Linked DNA regions of Homo sapiens: regions 1 and 3 are each linked to region 2. A link is a loop called in an ENCODE intact Hi-C map of the cell type or tissue named here. Cell type or tissue: endothelial cell of umbilical vein. All regions are shown on one strand.

Region 1 (5,000 bases), 86 kb before region 2:
GTTCCAATGTACACCTTAGCAGCTTTGACAGAAAGACCCTCTGCAAGGATGCGCTTTGTCCTTTGCCTGCTTCTCATGTGAGCAGGTATTTAGTAAGTGCATAGAGCATTCAAAGAAGCCTCCACAAGGCCTGTGCATACTAGATATTTGGCATAGTAATCATCTTCAGAAATCTAGGCATCTCCCTTATCTACTAAAAGTTGCAAATTAAACCTTCTTCCTAAATGTGAGGCTTGAAAGCTTTAAACTTTGTAGAAATTATTTTATTTTGAAAAGTCACATTTAGAACATCAAGTTCAGCTACATATCCTCAGTTATCTCAGCACGATAAATATAATCTCAGAACCAAATCTGAAAAATCACACATAGAAAATGTTGTAGTCTTTTCTGTTTTGAAAGGTTATGTTCCTTACACAGTATTGGGAAAGGAATTTCCAACTTAATTTTCTTTGACATTTCATAAATCTCCCAACTCTAGTATGGAGAAACTTAATATAGACTGCTGCTATTCAAATGTGCCACCCTCTCCAGGATTTTTAAAAGGATAAATACATGCAGTTTTATTTGTACTAGTGACCCGCAGTAAAATGTGTAGTCATTAATTTGGGGATAGTTTTGTGTCATTAAGCTTAGGAACAAGGAATGATCTTCATAAAAGGCTGGATTCTGAGCTACAGATTCAAAGTGATTGCATAAGAGTCCAAACGAGTTCAGCTATGTCATTGGAGATTAAACGTTCTTGGCTGGATTTGTGTGAGTTTTCCAGGGGATGGGTCTCAGGGAGCTTTGGGAGAATTCATTGGCTGTCTCTGCACCCAGCTTCCTTACTCACCATCCCCTGGTGACAGCTGTCTGTGAGCATCACCAGCAAGAGGACAACTTTGCAGAAACAATAACAAGATTTTAAAGACCGAAAAAACTACTGGGTTTTATTTCAGTTGCCATAAATGATACTGATGTATTATATTTATTTTGCTTTGATCTTTACCCTTCTCATTATGAAATCATATTTAGCTTTTAGTTAACATTAGTTACTTAATGCTGATACTATTGATTGTCACTCTTGATGAGTTATGGTCCTGAAAGAAAGGCTGAGACTGGGTCATTGAGACCCATGGATATGAGTCAAGCTTTTCTTTTTCAATACAGTCACCCCAATCTGTTTCTCAGCCAAGCATTTCTATCAGAATTTGTAATAGGTAAAAAGATTAAACTAGACAAGCGTGTGTTCAGAATAGGATGAAGAAAAGGGACCAGGAGCTCCATGGATGGAGGATCCTGGAGTCATAAGACTTGGGGTACTTTAGTGCAACCAGGTGATCACAGAGTGAAAGGGAATGGAAAGGTCTAGACACCTTACTGGCATTCTCAATTTTATAATAACAACTGCAATCTTACATGGAACCTTGCTTCTGCGGCATCAGCATTGCCTAGAAATTTGTCAGGAATGCAACATCTCAGACCTCACCCCAGACATACCAAACCAGGCTCCATAGTTTAACACTATCCTCAGGTGATTTTCATATCCATATTAAAGTTTGAGAAGCACTGCTCTAGCAGATCCCTGGGTAGAAACACACACACACACACACACACACTCACTCCATATCCTGATTTCTAAATGATGTTGAATAATTTCTAGAAGTTACGCATTTACTCTGAAGGAATTGTCTATCCTAGTAATAGCTCCAAATTAATTTTTCCTCTTAAAAAATAATTAGATGTAACAAAATCCCTTTGGTCTTGATTACACTTTTTGGCTGAGGAATAGGAATGGTAGCATAGGAGGACTGCTGCCCACCTCCTGTTTTTGATAATGTGATGGTATTATTATCTTTAATTGCCAGAATGTTGTATTCAACTACAGGTTCAGTCTTATTTCTATCAAATACAAGTAGTAGTATCTACATCAAAGTGTAATTATAGAATAGTTATACAAGCATTTGGGCAACGTCATCTCTACGAAGATTTCTAAACTTTTCCCTAAGGCTTTATTTAAAATTTGAAAGACTTAACTTACTTAATCATAGATTTGTTGTTTATATTTAAAGTGATAGTGACAAATAATCTGTAGGTTTGTCTTGTTTGTACTGTAATTAAAAAATAGAATTTGAAGAAGTAACTTCTGTTTTCTTTGCATAGAGAAAATCTCTGCTGGCTTTAGAGAAGGAAGAAGAAGAAGAAAGAAGTAAAACTATAGAGAGTTTAAAGACAGCACTGAGGACAAAACCAATGAGGTAATTTTCCCCTGGATGGCATGTTTTTTTTTTTTCTCTCCTTCCTTCCTTTTTTTGCAATAGTCAAACCTTCTAGGAAGTCTTAAGTTAAAACCATAAAATTAAACCATAACATACTTTAATCATTAACATTTAATAAAGTTATTTTCTTCTGTGAAAAGGTATGTAGGCAGCCACTAGGATGGCTAAAAAAAAACAAAACAGAGAGAGACTTTAACAATGGTAAGTTAGTAGACAAGAATGTAGAAAAATTGGGACCCTCATTCATTGCTGCTAGGAATGTAAAATTGTGAAGCCACTTTGGAAAAGGGTTTTAACAGTTTCTCAGAATGTTAAATATAGTGTTGCCATATGACTCAATAATTCTGCTCCTCGGAATGTAGCCAAGGGAAATGAAGACATGTCTCCCAAAAACATGTATGCAGATGTTCATATCGGCATTATTCATGATAGCCAAGAAGTGAAAATAACCCGTATATTGATCAGCTGATGAATGGATAAATGAAATGTTATATATCCACATAATGGAATATAATTTGGCTACAAAAAAAAGGAATGAAGTACTGATACATGCTACAACATGAAATGACCTTGAAATATGCTAAGTGGGAGAAGCCAGTAACAAAGGAGACCACACACTGTATGATTCTATTTATAAGAAATTCCCAGAATAGGCCAATCCATAGAAACAGAAAGTAGATTAGTGGTTGCCAGGAGCTGAGGAAGTGGGGAAAATGTTCTCTTTGGGTGATTAAACTGTTCTAAAATTAGCTAGTGTTGTTGGTCACACAGCTCTGTGAATATACTAAAAGCTACTGAATTGTACACTTTAAAAGGGTGAATTTTATGGCATGTGAATTATTTCTCAATACAAGTATTACTTTTCTTTAAAGATGGGTACACTTTCTGGCAACAGTGATTCATTTCCTCTCTGATAATCAGCTTCTATGTTGTGCCTCCTGCACTTTCATTCCTTTAATGCCTCTAGGATTTGCTGAGATGCTGAGGTTCTTATAAGTACATTACATGAGCACAGGTGCTATGAATGAAGCCAACTGGTTTAACGAGCTTGGCTACATCTGGGTCATGTGGTTGGGTGAAAAGCCTAGAAAATAAAGATTCCCTTTCTTTATTTGACTATAAAATGCAAACTAAGAAAAGTCTGACTCATGAAAAATACTGTGTAGTTATATGACAGAGATCTAGACTATCCTAACTGTATCAGCATTTCTCTCAATATGTTCTGCACTCTCAGATGTTAATCGATATCCAAGCCTAAATAAGTTTGGAAAATTTATCACATAAACAGGTTATGTTACTTCTGAACTTTTCGGTGGCTTTAATATGTACATGTGCATTGTGAGTTAGTCTCATTGATTAACTTAAGTGTAAGAAATATTAATAACGTTAGTATGCAACAATAAAGTATTGCTTTATTATTGTATTCAGTGTACATGGAATATTGAGATTCCATGTAGCATGTCATATAAGAGAAGAATTTTGTCACAAAACCTTAGGGATGTAGATTATCATTTGTTCAACAAGCAAATATCCTGGAATTTAAGGAAGCTTTTGACTTTCATTGATAGGGTGTTTGGGTCAGTGATCAGCACTTAAAAGTGCGTCAGCAATCAACATATAAAAGCGCATGGGCCAGACATGGTCACTCACTATCCCAGCTACTTGGGAGGCTGAGACAGGAGGTTTGCTTGAGGCCACAAGTTCAAGACCAGTCTGGGCAACATAGCAAGTCTCCACCTCTTAAAAAAAAAAGTTAAAAAGAAAAAATTGACTGGGAATGGTGGCACGCACCTGTAGTCCCGGCTACTTGGGAGGCTGGGGTGGAAGGATCACTTGAGCCCAAGAGTTCAAGGCTGCAGTGAGCTATGACAGAGCAAGACCCTGTCTCTCTTAAAGAAAAAAAAAAAAAGGATTGGGGTGGGGGCATGGGAACTGTATGCTAAATAACACAGGAACAGCAGATGGTTTTAATCTAAGACAAGATATGTATTCCGAGTATTCTCTTGCTTCTAATTTTTTATGAATATATGATCTGTTGTTTGGTTCTTTGTACCCATTGAGATATGTTTATCACAAATGGAGGGGTTTTTTTTCACACTTTTGGTTAGAACTGACTATTGGGTCTGTGCCAAGGAAGAGGCAAAGAATTAAAAAGACTTCATCAATGTAAGCCTTTTGGCACTTTAGGAACTAAATCTTTCTTTCCCCTGCCCTCTAGACTTTTCTGTTAGGGGCTATTATAAAACCCAAAGGCACTTAAGCATGGTGCATTTCTCTTCATGACAGGTTTGTAACCAGATTCATCGACTTGGATGGCCTATCATGTATCCTCAACTTTCTAAAGACCATGGACTACGAGACCTCAGAGTCTCGAATACATACTTCTCTCATTGGCTGTATAAAGGCGTTAATGAACAACTCTCAAGGCCGGGCTCACGTCCTGGCTCATTCTGAGAGTATTAATGTAATTGCTCAGAGTCTGAGCACAGAGAACATTAAAACGAAGGTGGCCGTGCTGGAAATCTTGGGCGCCGTGTGCCTGGTTCCCGGGGGCCACAAGAAGGTTCTGCAGGCCATGCTGCACTACCAGAAGTATGCCAGCGAAAGGACCCGCTTTCAGGTGGGTGTTCGCTCAGCCTTCTTCACTCACCCCTTCTTTAAAGTCTGCTCAAACACGTGCTTTTCCTGTCCCTGAAAGGGGAATGTTACTTGAGATGTCCTCTTGTGGTGATTACTCACAGT
Region 2 (5,000 bases):
CTCCCCGTCACTTTCAGGTACACCAATTAAGCGTAGATTTGGTCTTTTCACATAGTCCCATATTCCCTGGAGGCTTTGTTCATTTCCTTTTACTCTTTTTTTTTTTCTAAACTTCTCTTCTCACTTTATTTCATTAATTTGATCTTCCATCACTGATACCCTTTCTTCCACTTCATTGAATCGGCTACTGAAGCTTGTGCATGCATCATGTAGTTCTCATGCCATGGTTTTCAGCTCCATCAGGTCATTTAAGGTCTTCTCTACACTGTTTATTCTAGTTAGCCATTCATCTAATCTTTTTTTCAAGGTTTTTAGCTTCCTTGCAATGGGTTCAAACATCCTCCTTTAGCTCAGAGAAGTTTGTTATTACTGACCTTCTGAAGCCTACTTCTGTCAACTCATCAAATCATTCTCCATCCAGCTTTATTCCATTGCTGGCGAGGAGTTGTGATCCTTTGGAGGAGAAGAGGCACTCTGGTTTTTAGAATTTTCAGCTTTTCTGCTCTGGTTTCTCCCCATCTTTGTGGTTTTATCTACCTTTGGTCGTTAATGTTGGTGACCTACAGATGGGGTTTTGGTGTGGATTTCCTTCTTGTTGATGTTGATGCTATTCCTTTCTGCTTTTTAGTTTTCCTTCTAACAGTCAGGTCCCTCAGCTGCAGGTCTGTTGGAGTTTGCTGGAGGTCCACTCCAGACGCTGTTTGCCTGGGTATCACCAGCAGAGGCTGCAGAACAACAAAGATTGCAAAACAGCAAATATTGCTGCCTGATCCTTCCTCTGGAAGCTTCGTCCCAGAGAAGCACCCACCTGTATGAGGTGTCAGTTGGCCCCTATTGGAAGGTGTCTCTCAGTCAGGCTACACGGGGATCAGGGACCCACTTGAGGAGGCAGTCTGTCCGTTCTCAGAGCTCAAACACTGTGCTGGGAGAACCACTGCTCTCTTCAGAGCTGACAGACAGGGACATTTAAGTCTGCAGAAGTTTCTGCCACCTTTTGTTCAGCTATGCCCTGCCTCCAGAGGTGGAGTCTACAGAGGTAGCCAGCCTTGGTGAGCTGCAGTGGGCTCCACTCAGTTCGAACTTTCCCAGCTGCTTTGTTTACCTACTCAAGCCTCAGCAATGGTGGACGCCCCTCCCCCTGCCAGGCTGCTGCCTTGCAGGTTGATCTCAGTCTGCTGCACTAGCAGTGAGTAAGGCTCCATGGGCATGGGACCCACTGAGCCAGGCACGGGATATAATCTCCTGGTGTGCCATTTGCTAAGACCATCAGAAAAGCACAGTATTCAGGCGGGAGTGTCCCATTTTTCCAGGTACAGACAGTCACAGCTTCCCTTGGCTAAGAAAGGGAAATCCCCTGACCCCCTGTGCTTCCCGGGTGAGGCAATGCCCCACACTGCTTCAACTTGGGTGAAGCATCCCAGATCGACTTCAGACTGCTGTGCTGACAATGAGAATTTTTTTTATTATTTTTTATTTTTATTATACTTTAAGTTCTACAGTATTTCAAGCCAAAGGATCTTAGCTTGCTGGGCTCCATGAGGGTGGGATCTGCTGAGCTAGACCACTTGGCTCCTTGGCTTCAGCCCCCTTTCCCAGGGAGTGAACAGTTCTGTCTCACTGGCATTCCAGGCACCACTGGCGAATGAAAAAAAAAAACTCCTGCAACTAGCTCGGTGTCTGCCTAAACGGCAGCCCAGTTTTGTGCTTGAAACCCGGGGCCCTGGTGGTGTAGGCACCTGAGGGAATCTCCTGGTCTGCAGGTTGTGAAGACCGTGGGAAAAATGTAGTATCTAGGCCAGAATGCACCATTCTTCACAGCACAATCCTTCACGGCTTCCCCTGGCTAGGGGAGGGAGTTCCCTGACCCCTTGCACTTCCTGGGTGAGGCTACCTCCCCACCTTGCTTTGGGTCACCTTCCATAGGCTGCACCCACTGTCTAACCAGTCCCAATGAGATGAGGCAGGTACCTCAGTTGGAAATGCAGAAATCACCCACCTTCTGCATTGATCTTGCTGGGAGCTGCAGACTGGAGCTGTTCCTATTCAGCCATCATACCAGCAACTCCTAGACATTTCTTTATGTCCTTGAAACATTTTCAGGGAGATGGCAATGCCTGTCTGAAGCATTAGTGCTACAGATGTGGGCTTGGAATGAACCTGGGAGTGTCTGGACTCCCGGAAGGATTGAAGTCTATCAACTATCTTTGAGAACCAGAGTGAAAACAAAGAAGCAAGGTCTATTGTGTATAATCTGCTATCACTGTGTTGTCATTTCCTGAGCCACGTTCTTATCAGCAGTGGCTCTGTTGCCAAATTTCAATTCAAAAGAGCGTTACAAGGTGAAAAAAAAATCCAAATTTTTAGTAGTATTTCCTAGGTAGTAAACACAGGATTTCCTGCATCCGAAATGACTTCAACAAATTGCCTGTTCCTTCAAACGTGATCTGTTGACAAATTTGGACTCTGTTCCTTTAGGTACAGATAAGCTTACTGATGGAAAACTCCTCCAGCTGAGCAAGGGATTTTTGCCAGCTATCCTGCTCTAACAGGCCTGGGAGCCACAGGAATGAGTTTTCATTTCAAATGGATTTCTATTTGGCGTTAATATTTTGTGTGTTTACATCTTGTCTCCCCATGTAGAATATACAATCCATAAGTGTTGGAATCACTCTTCTCTTCTGAGAGCTCAGGCAGGCAGCATGGTGATGAATAAAAAGGAAGGTAGGTGGTAAATAAATGCTTTTGGTTCATTGGTTTAAGAAATAATAAGATGGAAGACTTCTGAAGGATTGACTCAATTTCTGAATACTGGCATTTGTTTCTGGTAGGGAAAGACAGACTTTCCAACTCACAATCTCCACAGGAAGGATGCTCTGTTGACAAAGGGGCAGGAATCTCCCCCTCTCAGATATAATTCTGGTAACACCAGGATAATTTGTAAATCTGCATTAGAAACAGCTCTTTTCCCTATTTCCCATTCTTAATAAAGTGCTTGTGATGAACTGAGTGAAATTCTCTCCCCAGACTTCAGTCACTCTTTGTTTTAAAATCCTCCGTTAGTGCGTTGCTTGCGGAAGCATGTGGTTTCACAATTCCCAGTACACATTTTTGCCCTGAAACTCATTTTTACTTTAGTCATCACAATGATGTACCAGGGAGTCATAGCAACCACTCCAGTTTGCCAAAGGACAGAGAATAGACAGGATATAATCAAAATTCTACAGAAATATACTATTCATGCCATTATATGGAAGTCACCAAGGAGGAAACCTTTCCAGAAAAAGCTAGGGTAAATCTTCAGAGTGAGCCTTGTAATGCATCTTCTATAATGGTTCTCCAGTTGCTGTCGAATACAGCAATGTCCAGGTATGTAATGTGTCCAGTTACATACCTGGACACATCCATGTGAGACACTTTTGGGCTCACAGAGCACAAATCTGTAGCTTCATTGAATTTTCACTGTTCATTTTGTTAGTCTCCTGGGCTTGGTTGTTGAGAACCCAAGAATATATATCTGTTCCCATGCCTCCAAGCTTCAGTGAATTAATGAAAATGAGCTCATTAAAATATGACCATATAAATTTCCATGATTAACATTTGAGAGGGAATTCCTTTACAGAAAAATAGTACTAACTGCCACTTATTAAGGCCAGGCACTGAAACAAGCATTTCCCACAGAACAACCCAATAAAACCCCCAACGAAGTATTTTTGGTCATATTTTACAGATGAGGAAACAGAAGCTCAGGAAAATTAAGATATTTAATCGAGGTCATACATAATTTAATTGTGATCTAACTGGAACTCTGGGCTCTTAACAAATACTGAATAAAAAAGAACCACAAAAGAAACTGCCATTATCTCCTTAATTTTTTTTGTCTTCTATGTTAATGCTGCTATTTTACAAGTTTAAATCTTGAAATGAGAACAGAGCCTGCAGCTAGTTCTCTGGAGCCAAGGCATCACTTTGGTTCTCAAATGGGAATTCTTTAATGATTGAACAGTAGAAGTATGGAACAGCCATAGAATCCTGGGCTTGGAGGGGACCTCAAAGGCACTATACTGGACACTTGATTTTTTATTCTCCTAACATCCCTCTTTTCTGCTAACCATCCCCTGCCTGATCAGATGAGCAATCAAAATGTCCCACACCCCCAGACCAAGGGATAGACATGTGACCCAAGCAAGGCAATCAGCACTGAGGAACACCAAGTCTGGTCCTGATGACAACTCCTGAAGAGACTGCCCTTTTAGTTCCTGTGTCTCCAAACCCAGGAGCTTCCCTGATTCTGGTTTCCTTTCTGAAGCTTAATTCTTCAGCTTTCCTAGCAATTTTGAAAACTGGCCAAAGTCAGATTCTGTTGTTTGCAAGTGAAGGTCCTAACTGATGCAAATGACTAATCTGGGGTCTTCATAGGGCTGATGAGCCAGATAAGCAAGACACTGGGTCCCCATTTCTGCTTAAGCAAAAGCGATCTGTGTGAACCAAGGGTTTTGTTATTAAAGAAAAACTTGAAATGTCACTAATCTAGTCCAAGCACCCTCAGTCTCCGGTAGCTCAATTATGATCATCCAGCCCAGCCCTTAGATCCTTTAATTTTGTTTTTTATACTAATTTATTTTGAAAATTAACTAAAATGCCAAGAATGAGAAAATGACACCTAAGGAATCCCTTTAATTGTCCAAAAATTTGTACCCAGTCAAGAGACAGACTGGGAAATAATTGCCATCTGAACTCACCTATTGACAACTTTTTCAAACCTACTTCCAAATCACATCTGAACTTTCCTTTAAATAACTTATTTATTTATTTTTGAGATGTAGTCTTGCTCTTGTAACCCAGGCTGGGGTGCAATGGCATGATCTCAGCTCACTGCAAACTTCACCTCCCAGGTTCAAGTGATTCTCCTGCCTCAGCCTCCCAAGTAGCTGGGATTACAGGCACCCACCACCATGCCTGGCTGATTTTTGTATTTTTATTAGAGACAGGGTTTCGCCATG
Region 3 (5,000 bases), 74 kb before region 2:
AAGAGAAACTTGAAAAGGAGACTACTGAGCATAAGCAAGTCAAGCAGCAGGTGGCGGACCTCACAGCACAGCTCCATGAGCTCAGCAGGGTGAGGTCTTCCGCTCAGCTCACGGGCAGCTGCCAAGGCCTCACTGACCCTAGAGCCCCTCACCCTTAAGTAGAGAACTTCATACTGGGGGAATAAAATCTGAAATGGCTCATGATTCATCACAATTAGGAGACTCACTCCCTCTGCTATCATGTAGGCAGCAGAGGCTGTTTGGGGGTGCATTTTTAAATACTGTACAAATCTAAGAGCAAAGGAAATTGCATTAGCTTCTTAAAGTGAAAACTGACTTCATGAAAACCAGACTGTCTGTGATGGTGCAAGAAGTGAGAGAGATATGAATGCATCCCAGACAAGTACTTGAGTGTCAGGTACAAAAGGTTGATGCACTGGAGTCCATAAAGGCCCAAAAGAGTCCATTCGACTTTACCGATCCTTTAAACATTCTCAGAAGGGTGAATTTCTCTATAATAAACATTTTAGGCCAAGTTACAGACTCTTAAATCATTCAATGAATTTACTTCTTCCATTGATCTTTCTTTTCCTATTTTTATCTTTTCAGAGGGCCGTCTGTGCTTCAATCCCAGGTGGACCCTCGCCTGGAGCACCAGGAGGGCCCTTTCCTTCCTCTGTGCCTGGATCTCTCCTTCCTCCCCCACCACCCCCACCTCTACCAGGTGGGATGCTTCCCCCTCCACCGCCTCCCCTCCCTCCAGGTGGCCCTCCTCCTCCCCCAGGGCCTCCTCCCTTAGGGGCAATCATGCCACCTCCTGGTGCTCCAATGGGCCTAGCACTGAAGAAGAAAAGCATTCCTCAGCCCACAAATGCCCTGAAATCCTTCAACTGGTCTAAACTGCCCGAGGTGAGCCATTTGTTCCAGTTTTCCCTTTAATGGATAGCATTAGCAGCTCATTGTGTTATCACTGAAAGGGAAAACAGCCCTGGCTGTTAAATGATTTCATTTTCTAATGTGGACCAAGAGTTCTCACTAGCTCAGATATTTAAGTGATAAAGCTTCTGAAATAAATGACACATTGTTTGAAACCCGTCACTTTGAGTGTCTGGTAGACTGAAAAATTTGGGATAGAAGCACTTTTTAAATAACCATCCCTGTTCTTTTTATGTATAACTGTAAACTATAGCACTTATTACATTGATGTTTCTAGAACAAACTGGAAGGAACAGTATGGACCGAAATTGATGATACAAAAGTCTTCAAAATTCTAGATCTTGAAGACCTGGAAAGAACCTTCTCTGCCTATCAAAGACAGCAGGTAACAGCATATGCCCTCCAGACACCAAAAAGGTAGAAAAATCATGTCTTATGCATGATCTCTGGCCCATCAGCCATGGCCGTGATGTGACCGGCATATGAATTCTAGGCTGTTGGATCTACCCTGTGCATGTCCGTGTCTCCGTCCAAGTGCCTGTTAGTTGTATGTGAACAGTCGAAGATATATAAGCTCCTTGTTAGGGAGTTTCATATCTGGTATATGTCTAAGACCTTGTCTCTATTGGTGTAAAGAGTTTTGTATGCTGTCACTTGTATTTAGTCAAAATGGTTCACCAGGAGAAAGTAGAAGAGTTAAGTAACTTAAATTGTCACCCCACAATGTTTGTATCTAAAGCTATTTTGGTTCATCTGAATTTTTTAAAAATACATATCAAATGGTTACCATTTGAAGCAGAATTCTTTGTGAAATGGATGGAATTTTTAGAAGTATGGAGGTTTTTAAATGACTATAATTTGGCCAGTAGATGGAACTTAGGAGTTTTTACTATATGTCATGAACAGAAGTGGGGTTGTAAAGACCGAGCAAGTGGGGAGATGGTAATGGTGCAAATAGGACCAGAGACGCTACTGAAAAGTGAGCAAAGCTTTTGTAATAGTAGCAAAAACATGTGATTTGGTGCCTGCTGGCACTCCACATTGACAAGGCATCACTATGTGAGCCCCAGTCACATCTGTGTGGTACCTCTTGTTCTTCAAGAGGGCATCGTGATACAGCCTCTTAAAGTTAGACCAGAAGAGAACACAGCAAGGTGGCCAGGTCTGGAGAGTTTCAGAAGAAAAAAGAAAAGGTGGAGTAGGATCCCAAATAATCAAAGCCTTGAGAAGAGAAAACTTGAGTCCAGTAGTGTGAGAAGAAAGATTCTTAAGTATGACTGAAGAGGTGGAATGATGGAGAGAGCAGAGTTCATCCTAAACAGGAACACACGAATGCTGGGCCTCTTACGGGGCTTTCCTTGGGCTTTACTGAGAGGCCCTTAACTCCCAGATGAATCATGGGTGGAGCATCCTTAAACAAGCAGCAGACTTCCTAGTTGGTTTCCTTGGCTTAGTCCCCAAGAAAGAGTGTATCAGAAAAGAAATACTGAGCACCAAAAGAGTAGATGGACTCAGGCTAGGGGGAGAAACAAAAACTAAGGGTTTCTTGTTTCATTTTGTTTTGTTTTTCAAAATGGCCTTTGATACATCTGAAATGGGGGGGAAAAGCCAATATTTAAATGAATATTTTTCCTTAAGAAAGGGAAAGCTTTTCTGCAATGCCTTTTATGCTACTTTAATAAAATACAAAAATAGAGGCGGTTGCCTGCCATAGTGACATGAACCCTTAAAACAGGAGCCCTCAGCTGCCCACCCCTACTGTAAGTAGAAAGGCAAACTTGGGCAATGCTATACACACCAAATAAGGGAAGATGAAAAAAACACAATGAAGATAAGGCATTGGCCAATAGAAAGCAAAACAATTTATCCTTCAAAGGACAAAAGTTGTCTTTAGAGTCCTCACGTGGCAGGGACTGTGACCAGACTCATTCCTGATTGGCTGCAACATGCTGCCTCTTTCTCTGTCTGCTGTCCTGAGAAGGTGTCTCCTTGGCCTTGACATGGAATCTTGATCCATTTTAGCAAATTTCCTGATAATTCAAATAATCTTCTAACCTGGCTACATGTCCCATTGCTTTCCCACTTCAGTTTTGATCGCTGATACTGTTCCATGCTGGTTGCCTAATATGAAGATTTGAGAACGTAGAGAAGTAAATTAAAGGAAGGAAAAGCAGCAGTTGTTCCAAATGATGCTATTCAAGTCTGAGCATGTGGGTTGCATTTATTATAAAGGCAGGTGGTTGAAAGACCTAAGTTTACAAGACTCATAATTAACTGGCTTTCAGCAGAAGGTGCAGAAGGATACTGCCAAAATGCTCTGGGACAAATATGTGGACAGTTCTCAAGAGCTCTGGGAGACAAGATTGCAGAAAGCCTAGCAATTGGGTAATTGTCTCCTAGCAACCAACACTGTTTAAGTAATCAGTATGCATTCCAGTCAGGAGAGTCCAGAACATTTCAGTTATACTTAACACTAAGTAGACCAGTAAGTAGAATCAGTTGTGACCATATTTTCAATAGCACTTCCTGGAGAAACATTTCAGCATACCTGATCAGCTTGAGTAATTCAAGTAGGTTTTCTCTTTTGGTGCAAGAATTTGAAATGAGAATTTTTTAACTGTAAATATATTTTCTAAATAAGGATAATTTGAGCCATTTTATTGAAATTACTGAATTCTGATAGAAAATCCAAAGATGTGGACACTTTAGTTGGAATATATAGGACACAGTAAAGAAAATGGGTTGCCTGTCATTAAATGTCCCCTTATCTCATGACCAATGGAAATACTCAAGACCTATGCATTTTCATTTCAGTCTTGGCAGTGCATTATATAATTCACTTGAACTGCTCTCTTTTCTACTCGCAAATGAATACTCGGGATCTATTTTTTTCCATGATGTCTCCTTTTTCCTCCCTCCAGAGTCATGACACCCTGTTCAAACTCTCTGGACTTCAGCCAGTTGTTTGGCTAGATACAATTCTCAGAGAGGCAAAGGAACATTACAAAGGTAATGGCATGAATACCATTACCTGTATGCATGCAACAGGAACCCTGCACAGAGTAAGATTTTGGAAAAATCTCAGTAGTGTCGGATTAGTATAATTTAGATGAATACTGAGAAATGACACTTAGGGGATATATACAAACATAAGTGTATATGCACACACATATATGCTTACACATATCTGCATAAAATATATCCAGTTGATGTGAGGAATCATTAAAATGAGAACTTATATTGTCTGCTTTGTATACAAAGTACTTCAAAGGATGAAAATGTGTTAAATTTTTGCACAGGCCCACAGTGTAACTTACAGTATAAAAGCAGAGATGAGAAAAAGCTGTAAATAACTATAATATGGACTACAAGATGATAATATTAAGCATCCATTACATTCCTGATGCCAAGTATGATATGCACAGTTCCCAATCTCATCAACCTTAAGATTTAGTTCTCAATGGAGCTCTTATACTTATTTTCTTCCTTAATGCTCACCCCCAACTCTATGAGTAGATATTCATATTTTATAGATAATAAAAACATGGCTTGGTGTGTATTTAGTAACTCCAAAGGGACATAATTCCCAATTTCACTTTGCTCTTCCCCATGGTTTTTACTCATTATAAATGTCAGACTTTGTATAGGATTTTCTTTCACTCCAGCTTTAAGAACAAGACTACTCCTATTCAGAATTTTTTTTCAGTGTAAATATCAAAGGTGTGCAGAGCTGATTATGTAAGCTTATGTGCCACATGAAATGGGATCTAATAGCAGGCAGTTATTTCTCCACTCACATTCCAAAAGTTCATTTGAAAGTCAATGTCTTGAATCTCAGGTCCTCTTTTTCTCATTGAAACTACATTATACATGATTTCCAGGTCAGCCACAAAAGACTGATTTAAATGGTAGCACATTGCATAGCAGTACTTTTCAGATACAATTAAACAATATTCATCTCCGTTTTATGGGAAATTTTCATCCCTAGATGCTATAAATTCATTTCTCTCTATCCATACAATTGAATAGAGGGGAAATGAGCTAAAGGCACTACATTTACCTAA

What was found. A loop is a pair of places that touch in the nucleus more often than their neighbours do. Peaks named below come from ENCODE experiments on the same cell type or tissue, not always from the same donor. Only the 100,000 strongest peaks of a DNase experiment are listed, where the experiment ranks them.
Region 1: a loop joins it to region 2, with 7 times the contacts of the local background. A loop is called at or near these places in 3 of 110 quality-filtered maps.
Region 3: a loop joins it to region 2, with 4 times the contacts of the local background. A loop is called at or near these places in 4 of 110 quality-filtered maps.

The regions. Positions count from the first base shown.
Region 1 is chr14:59,318,348-59,323,347 of GRCh38, forward strand. DAAM1 (dishevelled associated activator of morphogenesis 1) reads left to right here. Exons shown (of 25, transcript NM_001270520.2): 5 at 2,143-2,237; 6 at 4,545-4,878. Among named protein-coding and RNA genes, the nearest start is that of DAAM1, 130 kb to the left of the region's middle. In endothelial cell of umbilical vein, no CTCF peak of the experiment used is centred here; a DNase peak (open chromatin) is centred at 2,944; H3K27ac peaks cover 2,144 bases.
Region 2 is chr14:59,404,324-59,409,323 of GRCh38, forward strand. No RefSeq gene overlaps it. Among named protein-coding and RNA genes, the nearest start is that of GPR135, 59 kb to the right of the region's middle. In endothelial cell of umbilical vein, no CTCF peak of the experiment used is centred here; DNase peaks (open chromatin) are centred at 2,418 and 3,118; H3K27ac peaks cover 2,314 bases.
Region 3 is chr14:59,330,600-59,335,599 of GRCh38, forward strand. DAAM1 (dishevelled associated activator of morphogenesis 1) reads left to right here. Exons shown (of 25, transcript NM_001270520.2): 13 at 1-89; 14 at 610-909; 15 at 1,214-1,321. Among named protein-coding and RNA genes, the nearest start is that of GPR135, 130 kb to the right of the region's middle. RefSeq lists enhancers at 1-16, 419-1,227. In endothelial cell of umbilical vein, no CTCF peak of the experiment used is centred here; DNase peaks (open chromatin) are centred at 2,312, 3,312 and 4,992; H3K27ac peaks cover 3,266 bases.